Linked DNA regions of Homo sapiens: regions 2 and 3 are each linked to region 1. A link is an interaction called in ENCODE POLR2A ChIA-PET data of the cell type or tissue named here. Cell type or tissue: MCF 10A. All regions are shown on one strand.

What was found. Peaks named below come from ENCODE experiments on the same cell type or tissue, not always from the same donor. Only the 100,000 strongest peaks of a DNase experiment are listed, where the experiment ranks them.
Region 2: POLR2A ChIA-PET joins it to region 1 with 14 read pairs; 6 of 35 experiments call an interaction of 5 or more read pairs at or near these places.
Region 3: POLR2A ChIA-PET joins it to region 1 with 17 read pairs; 6 of 35 experiments call an interaction of 5 or more read pairs at or near these places.

The regions. Positions count from the first base shown.
Region 1 is chr3:190,118,901-190,122,900 of GRCh38, reverse strand. P3H2 (prolyl 3-hydroxylase 2) reads left to right here and starts at 2,004. Exons shown (of 15, transcript NM_018192.4): 1 at 2,004-2,649. The coding sequence starts at 2,170. It overlaps P3H2-AS1 (P3H2 antisense RNA 1), which reads right to left and starts at 1,937. Exons shown (of 4, transcript NR_126419.1): 1 at 1,812-1,937. RefSeq lists an enhancer at 1,618-1,797 and silencers at 1,767-2,061, 2,008-2,237, 2,448-2,527. In MCF 10A, a CTCF peak has its summit at 1,922; a DNase peak (open chromatin) is centred at 1,920.
Region 2 is chr3:190,062,147-190,066,146 of GRCh38, reverse strand. All of the region lies in intron 1 of P3H2 (prolyl 3-hydroxylase 2), which reads left to right. Among named protein-coding and RNA genes, the nearest start is that of P3H2, 57 kb to the left of the region's middle. RefSeq lists a silencer at 1,613-1,907. In MCF 10A, no CTCF peak of the experiment used is centred here; a DNase peak (open chromatin) is centred at 1,806.
Region 3 is chr3:190,050,618-190,054,617 of GRCh38, reverse strand. All of the region lies in intron 1 of P3H2 (prolyl 3-hydroxylase 2), which reads left to right. Among named protein-coding and RNA genes, the nearest start is that of P3H2, 68 kb to the left of the region's middle. RefSeq lists a silencer at 2,390-2,439. In MCF 10A, a CTCF peak has its summit at 103; no DNase peak of the experiment used is centred here.

The DNA.
Region 1 (4,000 bases):
TCCACAAGTGGACTGATAACCCTGGACTAGACTCCAAAATCTTTATCTGAAAACAGACAATCTCTAGAGAAAAAGTCTGGGCAGATGACTGATGTGCTAATTCTGGAACACTGACCATCCAAGGCATTCAATATACATTCAGCTCCAAACTGGAGCTTTTTCATCAGTGATATGAGCCGAATTAGTAACGTTTGGTGGGAAAAAAAAAGAGCATGATTCATCAGTGTCTCTTGGAATTACACAGCCAGGGCTGTTCATGGCCTGAGTGGTCAAACCTAACAAAATGAATGAAGGAATCAGCATGAATCTCTGGCAAGCCCCTCAGCGTAGTGGTGATTCCACATAAAAGCCTTCTTCGGAAAAATCATAGCAACTAGATACATGCGTGAGTCTTTTTCCCATTGCCTGTCCCTCTGCTCACCATTGCAGGGGCTGAAAGACTGATGAGATTCTCACAGGCACTAGAAGACCACAGAAATGCCTCCAGGAGGCAGGCTGGGATCCAGGGTCCAACCAATATTCTTGTGAGAGTGTGAAGCCAAGGAACACGAAAGAGGGGAACACCTTGGCTAAGAATGTATTCGTGACAGAGGAGAAGGGGAGGAACAGGAAGCCTCCAGCTAGTCGTTTGGAATCTGGCAACCATTTCTGTCAGCTTTCTCATTCCTAGATTGATGCAGATTGCTTAATTCCTTGAGGTAAGGGATATACTAAATTGCCTCTTTGTTCAACTCTTAGAATAAGAATTTCCCTCTCCTCTCCCGTCCCCTCCCCTCCCCTCCTCTCCTCTCTTTTCTTTTTCTTTGTTTTTTTTGTTTTTGAGACGGAGTCTCACTCTGTCACCCAGGCTGCATGATCTCAGCTCACTGCAACCTTCACCTCCCAGGTTCAAGCAATTATCCTGCCTCAGCCTCCTGAGTAGCTGGGTCTGCAGGCACGTGCCACCACGCCCAGCTAATTTTTGTATTTTTAGTAGAGACGGGGTTTTGCCATGGTGGCCAGGCTGGTCTCGAACTCCTGACCTCAGGTGATCCACCCGCCTTGGCCTCCCAAAGTGCTGGGATTACAGGGGTGAGCCACTGCACCTGGCCCACAGCAAGAATTTTTTTCTGAATAGCATTTTACGTGTTAGGCGTCTGGCTGTTTAGGAGATGAGGAAACTGAGGCCCTCAGTTGCCAAGGTCACACAGCTGGTAAACGGACGGAGCCAGAATGCGAGTACAGCTCCTCCTGCCTCCAAAGGTTCTCTGGGCCCTGTAAAACCACGGGCTGCACAGGAAAGGCAGGCTATATATTGTTCTTCCCCTGGCCCAGCGCCCTGATCCAATGCCCGGACACACATCCACACCAAGTTGGACGAAAAGGTAAGGGAGAAACCTTCCCCAAGAGAAGAAGCGGTAAGCTTTGGTTCTAAAGGCCCTGGGTTGGGTCCGTCCTTTGCCACTTCTCAGCTCTATGCATTTAGGCAAATCACTTATCTTCTTAAACCTCCGCATCTGGGCCTACAGGGCCTCTATGGGTTTTTTTTCTATTTATTTATTTATTTATTCTTTTTTTTTTTAACTTTACGTTCCGGGATACACGTGCAGAATGCGCAGATTTGTTGCGTAGGTACACATGGCATCTACGGTTTGATTCAGTCTGAAATGGCGCTCCAGGCTTCATTTAGAAGGTGAAGCACTCTGCAAACTGCGAGGCCATACAGAGATTCCAGAATATGATTAAGGCCCTAACCTTGCTAAGCTGGATTTTCTTTATTTCCCAAAAAGAAGACTAATACTATCCACTTGTACAACCAGAAGGGAGCTCACGTGTAAAGCGCCTCGTCCCCGGCCGGCCTCAAGCGGCGCTAGCTCTCTGGCTGGCGCTGGAGTGTGCCGCCCCTGGCAGCCCCGCCGCTGCAGCGGGGAGCCTGGGAGAGCGGCTCTCGGAGTCTCAGGCAGCAGGAGGAGCGTGTGAGCTGTGGGCGTCCCTTTAAGAGCGGCTGGCCAGGCACGGCCTCCGCCTCTCAGTACGCGGAGCGCCGGCGGTCACCTGGGGCTCGCGGAGCGGCCAGATCGCGGCGGAGTCGGCGCGCTTCCCCGAGGGAAGGTGGGAGAGGGGACCCGGACGCGAGGTGCCCCGAAGCCCTCTCGAGCGTAACCGTCCCGCGCCTCTCTGAGGCGGAGGATGCGGGAGCGCATCTGGGCGCCGCCGCTGCTGCTGCTGCTGCCGCTGCTACTGCCGCCGCCACTGTGGGGCGGCCCCCCGGACAGCCCACGCCGGGAGCTGGAGCTGGAGCCCGGGCCTCTGCAGCCCTTCGACCTGCTCTACGCCAGCGGCGCGGCCGCCTACTACAGCGGAGACTACGAGCGAGCGGTGCGCGACTTGGAAGCGGCGCTGCGCAGCCACCGGCGCCTGCGGGAAATCCGCACGCGCTGTGCCCGCCACTGCGCGGCGCGCCACCCGCTCCCGCCCCCGCCCCCCGGCGAGGGCCCCGGCGCTGAGCTGCCCCTTTTCCGCTCCTTGTTGGGGCGGGCGCGCTGTTATCGCAGCTGTGAGACCCAGCGCCTCGGGGGCCCCGCATCCCGCCACCGCGTCAGCGAGGATGTGCGCAGCGACTTCCAGCGCAGAGTGCCCTACAACTACCTGCAGCGGGCCTACATCAAGGTACCCACAGAGCGCTCCTCCACTGCAAAGCCCCTGCGGCTCTCACACGCTCTCTTGAGCCCTCCCTGCTGCCCCCGTCATCTCTGTTCAGTCTTTCGAATTGGGTCTCCTTAAATATGTGTCTCAGTTTGTGAATCCAGATATCTGGTGGCCCTATCTCTGTATGCAACAATTGATTAACTTGGACAAGTCTTTTTCTCTCTTTCTCAGAGCCAGCTTCTCTCTCAAAAAGAGGACTGTCCTGATAAGGTGATGTTTAAAGTACCCATTCAGCACTAATTCATGAGGCATTGACAAAGCTGAATCTAGTACAATTTATCTTCTCCCTTCTCACTTCCCATTTCTCTTCTCCCTTCTCACTTCCCATTTCTCTTCTCCCTTCTCACTTCCCATTTCTTTTGTCTCCTCTCTCTTATCCTTCCTATACTGTAGTCTGCACCTTTTCTCTGAAGTTTAAAAGAATCTTCAAAATAGTGAAGTTGAAAGACCTGTTCCAAAACAAATTTCTCTCTCTTCTCCCCTTCACCTACAAAAAAGTAAAGATCAAAGGTTAAAGAGAAGGTATGCTTGGAGGAGGCGAAGCTGTTTGAGGCAGTCTCAGTCAAAGTATCCACCCTAAGTGTTGACTTTTTCTCCTTTGATAGAGGGCTTACGTTTTCTGGTGGTATGCATTGGACTGGGTTACTAGGCATCAGTCCTCTCTTTCTAGTTTTATTTTTGTATGCCTAACTTGCCTAAAGTTAGCGTCAGGAGGTATAGTATGCATATTGACATATTGTTCACATCCATAACTTTGAAGATCTCTCTGGATGCTTCAGCAGAGGGAATTTGAATGAGTTCTTCAACCTCCACTGCCACTCACCCAATTTTCCTTCAAATTGACACTCTTAACCCTTCTTTCTCGTTTTCTGTGTTAATATATCAATGTATCTTCTACAGCTACCGGAAAAGTGGAAGCTTTGGGGTTGGTTGTTCATGCTAGCCAATGGACCAGGCTGCTCTGCTCTGCTCTGCTCTGCTGTGCTCTGCTTTGCTTTCTTTTCTCCTCTCCTCTCCCCTCCTCTCCTCTCCTCTCCTCTCCCCTCCCCTCCCCTCCCCTCCCCTCCCCTCCCCTCTCCTCTCCTCTCTTCCTTTTCTTTTCTTTTTTTGACGGAGTTTTGCTCTTGTCACCCAGGCTGGAGTGCAGTGGTGCAATCTGGGCTCACTGCAACCTCCGCCTCCCGGGCTCAAACGATTCTCCTGCCTCAGCCTCCTGAGTAGCTGGGATTACAGGTGTGCACCACCATGCCGGGCTAATTTTTGTGTGTGTTTGTGTATTTTTAGTAGCGAAGGGGTTTCACCATGTTGGCCA
Region 2 (4,000 bases), 57 kb after region 1:
ATACACACCACAGTTTCTTTATCCACTCGTTGATTGATGGACATTTAGATCTGTTCCACATTGAAATTATATCAAGTACTCTCTCAGACCACAGTGGAATAAAATTGGAAATCAATTCCAAAAGGAACCTTCAAAACCATGCAAATACATGGAAATTATATAGCACACTCCTGAATGATCATTGGGCCAACAATGAAATCAAGATGGAAATTTAAAAATTCTTCTACCTGAACGACAATAGTGACACAAGCTATGAAAATCTCTGGGATACAGCAAAGGCGGTACTAAGGGGAAAGTTCATAGCCTTAAATGTCCACATCAAAAAGTGTTTCATAAACTTTTATAAATTATAGATTATTGGAGGGGAGACTGATGAAAGACCAAATAGGAGGCTATTGCAGTAGCCCAGAATGGTTTACTTATATCTTGGTAACAGAGGCAGATATGATGACCAAATACGTGTAGGACATTTCATATAATTAAGGAAATGACAGAATAGGCCAAACAATATTTTTTTGAATCCTGTATTGACTAAGACTTTGACTAGAGAGAGTCTTCAGTTAGAAAGTAATTCTATAGGAGCAGTACTGAAAAAAAAATCTCTATGTCGTTACTGATTAACATAACACTGACTGTTGTAAAAGAGAAACTCCTAAATCTCAGTGGCTTAAAACAATAAAAGTTTATTTCTCATATAAAGTTCAAGAGGTGTTGGGTGATGGGGAGGAGTACTCTTCCTCTGACGTCTTCAACAAATGGCTTCAAAATCCTCCTGGGTATTGACACTCATCAACCAGTTGATAGACAAGGAAAGGGAGGGAGGGTAATGGATTCCATGGAAGGTTTTTATGGGCCAAGCCTGGGAATGGCATGTATCACCTGCATCCATATTCTGATGTATAACTCAGTCTTGTGGTCACATTAATGCAAAAGGACTGAACAATATTGTCTCACTTTTTGCCCAGGATGACAGGGAAACAAGTTTAGTGAACAACCAGATGGAATCTGAAATGCTGTCATTGCCTTGGGGAGACTCGGTTTTTTAATGGAGACAGTGCTCTCCTGGAGACCTTGGACATCAGTGCCTTCTGGCATAAGCAGTTTTTAGGCAGGGAGTCCTCCAATTATGGAGAGCCAGCCTACCAGAAACCAAGAGCCCAAACTCTTTACGCAACAACAGGCTTTTCCTAGAAGATGGAATTAGCTGAACAGCCCCTGCAGTCTACTGTTTGCACCTAAGGAAGCTGCTTTACATTTTGATTTTGTTGTATATCAGAAGACTGGCTGACACAAAACAAGAAGGCTTATCTTATAGCCTCTGATATGTCCTGTTACTTCCTGCTGCCAGGAAAATGCTTAAGACAGCATGTTAATTTAGGAGGGATTTTCAAAACTATACGGTATGACTCAAATTTTATATTTTTCAAATATAGACATCTTTGTTATTATAAATATGTACATTTAGACTGTTACTTCAGTGAAGCCTCAGATATACCCATTTTTGCTCTGCACTTGTCCCTGGTGACTTCCAGAGTATCTGGCATACCATTGTCTCAATAAAAATAGGCTGAATAGATAAATATATATGTGAATGCACAAAGACTGGAAATGTACATCAGATGTTATTTAAATATATTTTAAGTTACAAAATATCCCCTTGCTTAAACCTGTCGACTTCAGATTCAGAAGAGTCATACCGTGATGAGATTTACTGAGCAGCTATCAGCCTAGCCCTTCCAGCACAGCCCTATTTGTTGACTCACTCCCTAGGAAGGATCAGAAACAAAGTTACTGAAGTGTAGCCAAGAATTTAGTTATTAAGAATATTTATTCTGGCTGGGTTCAGTGACTCATGTCTATAATCCCAGCACTTTGGGAGGCCGAGGTTGGAGAATCACTTGAGCTCAGGATTTCAAGAACTGAGCAACAGGAGTTCACCCTGGGCAACATAGTAAGGCCTGTTCTCCACTAAAAATTAAAAAAAAAAAAAAGTTAGGTGTGGTGGTGTGTGCCTGTAGTCACAGTTACTTGGGAGGCTGAGGCAGGAGGATCACTTGAGCCTGGGAGGTCAAGACTACAGTGAGCTATGATTGCCCTACTATTCTCCAGCCTGGGTAACAGTGAGACCCTGTCTCAAAAAAAAAAAAAAAAAAAAAGTTTATTCTAAAATGATTTCTTAAATGTTTATTTAAATTTAAATGCTTAAATAGATATATAGTTAAGTATAAACATTCTCAAATCTAACTCATGGTGAAAAGAGCAAGGAGGCTCTTCAAATTCATTTCTCGCAGAAAGTAACAAATTGGCTGCTCTCTTTAAAGCCTCTGCCTATCTGCTCCCCATCTTTTTCTGCATATCCTGGGGTAACAGCTTATGTTCCAGAGGCAGCTCGGAAGTCTCTAATGGTCACCATACAGGCTTCACTCACTCCAAAAATAAACATTGTAATTACAACCACCACCACAGTGGGCGTGAGGAGACTTTCACACATTTATATGTCACAGAACATCAAGGGTGGAAATTGTATTGAAGCACTGTTATCTGAATCTCTAACAAAGCACACACCTGGTATTTAGTAACACATTAATCATGCAAAGGGAAGCTTTTAAACTTAAAAAATGGAAGTCTGAAAGCAACTGCAGGTATGATTTTTAAAAATAACTTTGGTAGCAAGCGGTGTCTGATGTGGTTGTCCTATTTAAAGAGAACCATTAGTACTGTCTGTAATGCAATAGCCAAACGTATTGACCAGAGCAAAAGTTTAGCAAAATGCCTTTTTCCCAAGAACATTTGCTTTTGCCTGTGGAATGCTGACAAGTAGGATGCTGTGCTCAGGCATGGAAATGATAAATACTGTCTCTTCATGTCAGATTACTGATCACATTAAATAATCCACAGCCCTTGCTATCTGCAGACTCCAGCACTAACTAACTAGAAGCAGCTTATCATTTACCAGTAGTTGTGTACACCCCATGGCACCATTTTCATAGATTATGAAGCCATTTGTAAAAAGTAGAACTCCTAAATTTAAACTAAAACATCTCAGGAGCCATTTGTTGGGGAATGTGGTTTGGGCCCAAATACACTGGCTTAATAGAAGAATAGCTTTATATAACTTCTCTGATTGATTAAAAGTCTTAATGATGAAAGCTCAGAGCTAATCTTAAACAAAATTATTCAATAGAATTTGCTCATGGCCCTCAACTACTGCCTGCTCCACATTCTTGCTCCCAATTCTGATGTTATCCCATTCTGGTATTCTGTTCCCACCAGTTCATTATGCCAGGGTCTTGCTTCCTGTTCAAGTCCTTGGTGGTGGTTAGGATATGGAGTTTGTAAATGTAAGATTGAATCAGTGGGGAATAACGTTATCTCACTGATGCAAGATACTATTATTAATTCCATTTTACAGAAGATAAAACCAAGCCACAGAGAGATTGAGTAACTTGCCCAAGGTTATGTCACTAGTTAGAAGGTAAGCTGGGATTCCAACAAAGGAAGTCTGGGTTTATTTCAAAACGCAATGCTTATACATAATAATAGTGCCAGGCTTATTATTAATCAGTAAATATTCACTGGACACCTATTAAGTCCACGACTTACAAGTGTGGATATTCTACATTTAGTGATAAAGCAGTGGGTAATGTATGGGCCACAGTTTTAGTTATTAGAGCTAGTTCTTAAGAGTGAAAAATTATTTCTTTATTCAATTTGAATTTGTTAAATGGGGATATTCTGTGCAAGGAACTTTGAGACTAGAGCATTAAATAAATGATGCTTGCATCAAGGATTGTGATGGGAGGGGATTTGTCATGTACATTAGTTTATGATATAGGACACAGAATTAGGAGATGCCAAAAGACAGGTAATTATAAGGATCCATGGATACAGGGGGAAAGATTAGGGTTGAAGCAAATAAGGAAGGGTTTGAGAGCAAAGAGATAGTATTGCAGCTTAATTTTGAAGGATGGATAGCATATGAACACAACTGATATAAAAT
Region 3 (4,000 bases), 68 kb after region 1:
ATAAATGAGCTGCCTGGAGTAGTGGAGGGAGTGATACTGGCATCTCTGTAGAGGTCCAATCAAAGCTTCATGACTGAGCAAAGGTATTTTACATGACTGAAAAAAAAATAAAGATCCTAGTGTCAAACAGCTGAACTACAGGCCCAGTAGTATCTCTCCCAATGTTGATATTCTATGATCTTTTTTTTTTCTCTCTACCACATTCCAAAGATATGACAAGGCTGGATGTCACTACTGACGTCGGCTCTCAGATCAGTCTGTGTCGTGGCTGATGGCTTCACCAGATCCTCAGAGACCAGGCTAGTTGCCCTGCAAATTATTCAAGATTCAATTTTCTCAGACTATGAACTTCCTTTGAATACCATAGTTATATAAGGCAGAATCTTTCATTTCCTAAACTGATTAATGATGATAAATAAGGCATTTAGAAAATAAACTATAGGTGGGGGTGGAGGGTTCTGATTAGGCATTATTTCAGTAACCTCACTGTTCCAGTAGTGGTCTTGGAGTATAATGCAGCATAGTGGCTAAGAACATTAGAATACAGTGCAGATAAAGCCCCTGCATATATGGCCAGCTGATTTTCTACTAATGTATGAAGGAAGTTCAATGGAGAAAGAATATTTTTTTCAGTAAATGGTGATGGAAACATTGATATAAAAAAACCTCAATAGATTGTAGACCTATGTGTAGAAGCTACAGTTTTGAAATTTGTTTAAGAAAACAGGGAAATCTTAGTAACTCTGGATTTGAAAAATACGTCTTGATTAGAAAATAAAATACATAAACTATAAGAGAAATAGATCAACAAATTGGGCCCCATAAAAATTAAAAGTGGTTGTTCTTCAAAAGACACTTTTGGCTGGGCCCAGTGGCTCATTCCTGTAATCCCAGCACTTTGGGAGGCCGAGGCGCGTGGATCACCTGAGGTCAGGACTTAGAGACCACCCTGGCCAACATGGTGAAACCCTGTCTCTACTAAGAATACAAAAATTAGCCGGGCATGGTGGCGGGTACCTGTAATCCCAGCTACTAAGGAGGCTGAGGCAGGAGAATCGCTTGAACCCAGGAGACAGAGGTTACAGTGAGCCGAGATTGTGCCATTGCACTCCAGACTGGGGCCTGGGTGACAAGAGTGGAACTCCATCTCAAAAAAAAAAAAAAAAACCACTTTATTTAAAAATAAAAATAAAAAGGCAGTCATAGACTGAGAGAAAATATTTGAAAAATATATACCTAACAAAAGACATGTGTCTAGAATATATAAAGAATTCTTAAAATTCAATAAGAAAATCCAATTTTACAATCAAAAATATTTGAATAGACACTTCACCAAATATGATATGTGGATAACAAATAAATACATTAAAAATGCTCAACATCATTAGAGAAGTTAAAGACTTGTATCTGAATGTTTTTAGAAAATTTATTTGTGATAGCTAAAAATTGGAAACAAGCGGCCCTCAACAAATATATAACAAAACAAATTGTGATATTGTCCTAGAATGGAATACTACTCGGCTATTCAAAGGAGTCAGCTGTTGATATGTGCCACAACATGATTGAATCCTAAAATAGTTCTTCTGAGTGAAAGAAGCTAGATAAAAAGATTTGCTGTATTTTTCTTTTCATATAAAGTTTTATAAAAATTTAAACTAACCTATAGAAATGAAAGCAGATCAACGGTTGCCTCAGTATGGACTAAGGAAGAAAGATGAATTTGAAAGTGGCACACGGAAACTTTTAGGGAGAGTGGATATATTCATTGTCTTGATCGCTGTGTGGATTCATGGGGGAATGCATATGCCAAAATTCATCAAATTATATTCTTTTACATGTACGGTTTACTGATCATCAATTAAACTCACTAAAGACAGATAGATAGATATGTATGTGTATATACACACATGCATATATATATATATATACACACACACACATTTATATGTATATATACTTATATACACATAAACACACAGCAATATGTTCTTAGACACGGTAATAACCTTTCTATCTTCGATTTACATTTGTATAAATTGGGGATATAATATTACTTACTTCATGGAGAACAGTGCTAAGCATGGAGAAAGATCTCAATCAATGTGAGCTAAAACTATTACTCTGTAGTATAGTTCACTTCTTTTAAAACATATTTTAAAAGAAGTTTGTTTTAAAAGAAATATGCTTTAAAAGAAGTGTCTATGTCCTTTGCAGGGACATGGATGAAACTGGAAGCTATCATTCTCAGCAAACTAATACAGGAACAGAAAACCAAACACTGCATGTTCTCACTCATAAGTGGGAGCTGAAAAATTAGAACATATGGACCCAGGGAGGGTAACATCACACACCGGGGCTTGTCGGGGGGTGAGGGGCAAGAGGAAGGGAGAGCATTAGGACAAATACTTAATGCATGCGGGACTTAGAACCTGAATGACAGGTTGATAGGTGTAGCAAACCACCACGGCACATGTATACCTATGTAACAATCCTGCACGTTCTGCACGTGTATCCCAGAACTTAAAGTAAAATTTATTTTAAAAATGATTTGTTTATTCTATTTCTCCACTTTTTTCTTTGTTTTTGAGGATATTCGTTACCAGGAAAGATATTGTGTTTCCTCAAGGACTATTTTGTGGTATGTAGTTTTTAGAAGGTCTGACTCCTGGGCAAGTGTGAATAGAACAGATGGGTGAAGAAGCCTTTCAAATGGCATTCCCAGGCCTGAGAGGGGAAGTCCTTGTGCTTAGAAATTTTCCATCCTCCTCCACAGCTGAAATGCCTCCCTTGGCTGAAATGCCTCCCTCAGCATTTTTGTTTTGAACGCCCTTTCTTGGGGGATCCTAACCCAGCTGCAAGAATTCACTGTGGGCTGAAACCTGGCAGATTAGATCTTGGAGAGGGAAAGTGATTTGAAAGTAATGTTTGTTCTTAAAAATGACAAACAAGTATTGCAGGTTTCTGTTATTTTTTGTGTTCCAATTAAATTGTTGAGGATTTTGAAGATCAGTTACAAGACCTTTGAATTTGCCAAATGGCAGGTTTCCTTTGCTCCTTTTAATTTTTAAAAGAAAATAAGCTGTAACTTGTAAAAATTGGCTCTTCTTTAAGCAAGGACTTCTTATTACAGCTACTAAATGCCCAGGATTTATCTCTATATGCTTTTCAACTATGGCCTCTAGTATGAAAAGTTGAGCAAATTTTTACCTTTTCCGTATTAAATTGCATTGTTTGACCAAAGATTAAATGACATCTTAATGCCATAAAATTCTATGTCATTTTTTCCTATTTCCATTTTTTATAGAGAAAAAACAAATGTTATTTTGTATTGGTTGTTCATCATCCTGACAAAAGTAACTTTTTCTTCAGTTGCCTCTTCACTCTTTTCTCATCCAGAGTAACCTCCCAGCTATTAATAGCCTATTTCCTTTAAATCCTAACCTGTACCCGCATCAAATGGCATTAGCATTGTCCTGTTTCTGCATTATTGATTCTAACTTATCAAATTACATGATGATACAGTTATTGATGTCACAGGTGAACTAACAAGACCTGCACTACCTATAGCTATGACTGGTCTGCTTCAGTTCGCAGATTAGGAAATTGCTACAGATTAATATCCTAATTTCAGAAGGCATTTGACAGTATCTTTTATATTATGACTTCATGACCAGCTAGATAAATGTATTATCATTGGTATTGTGTAGGTTTGTGAAACAATTTACTTGGTATCAAGTAATGAATTGGTATTAAGCTGGAAGGAGGTCACTAGTATAGGTAGTAAGTTTCAGGCTAATACTCTTCATTCTTCTAATGTAATAGAATTTGCATGAAGCTGAGATATTATAACTTTATAAGAGAAGGTAACTGAGAAAAGATGACCAATTTTATTATAAAGCACAGTCTCTGTCATGAAGGACGAATAAAATCTAATGGACTTGTGTTTTCCTAATATTCCTCAAAAAACTCATATATACACAAACAAATGATCATACAGATA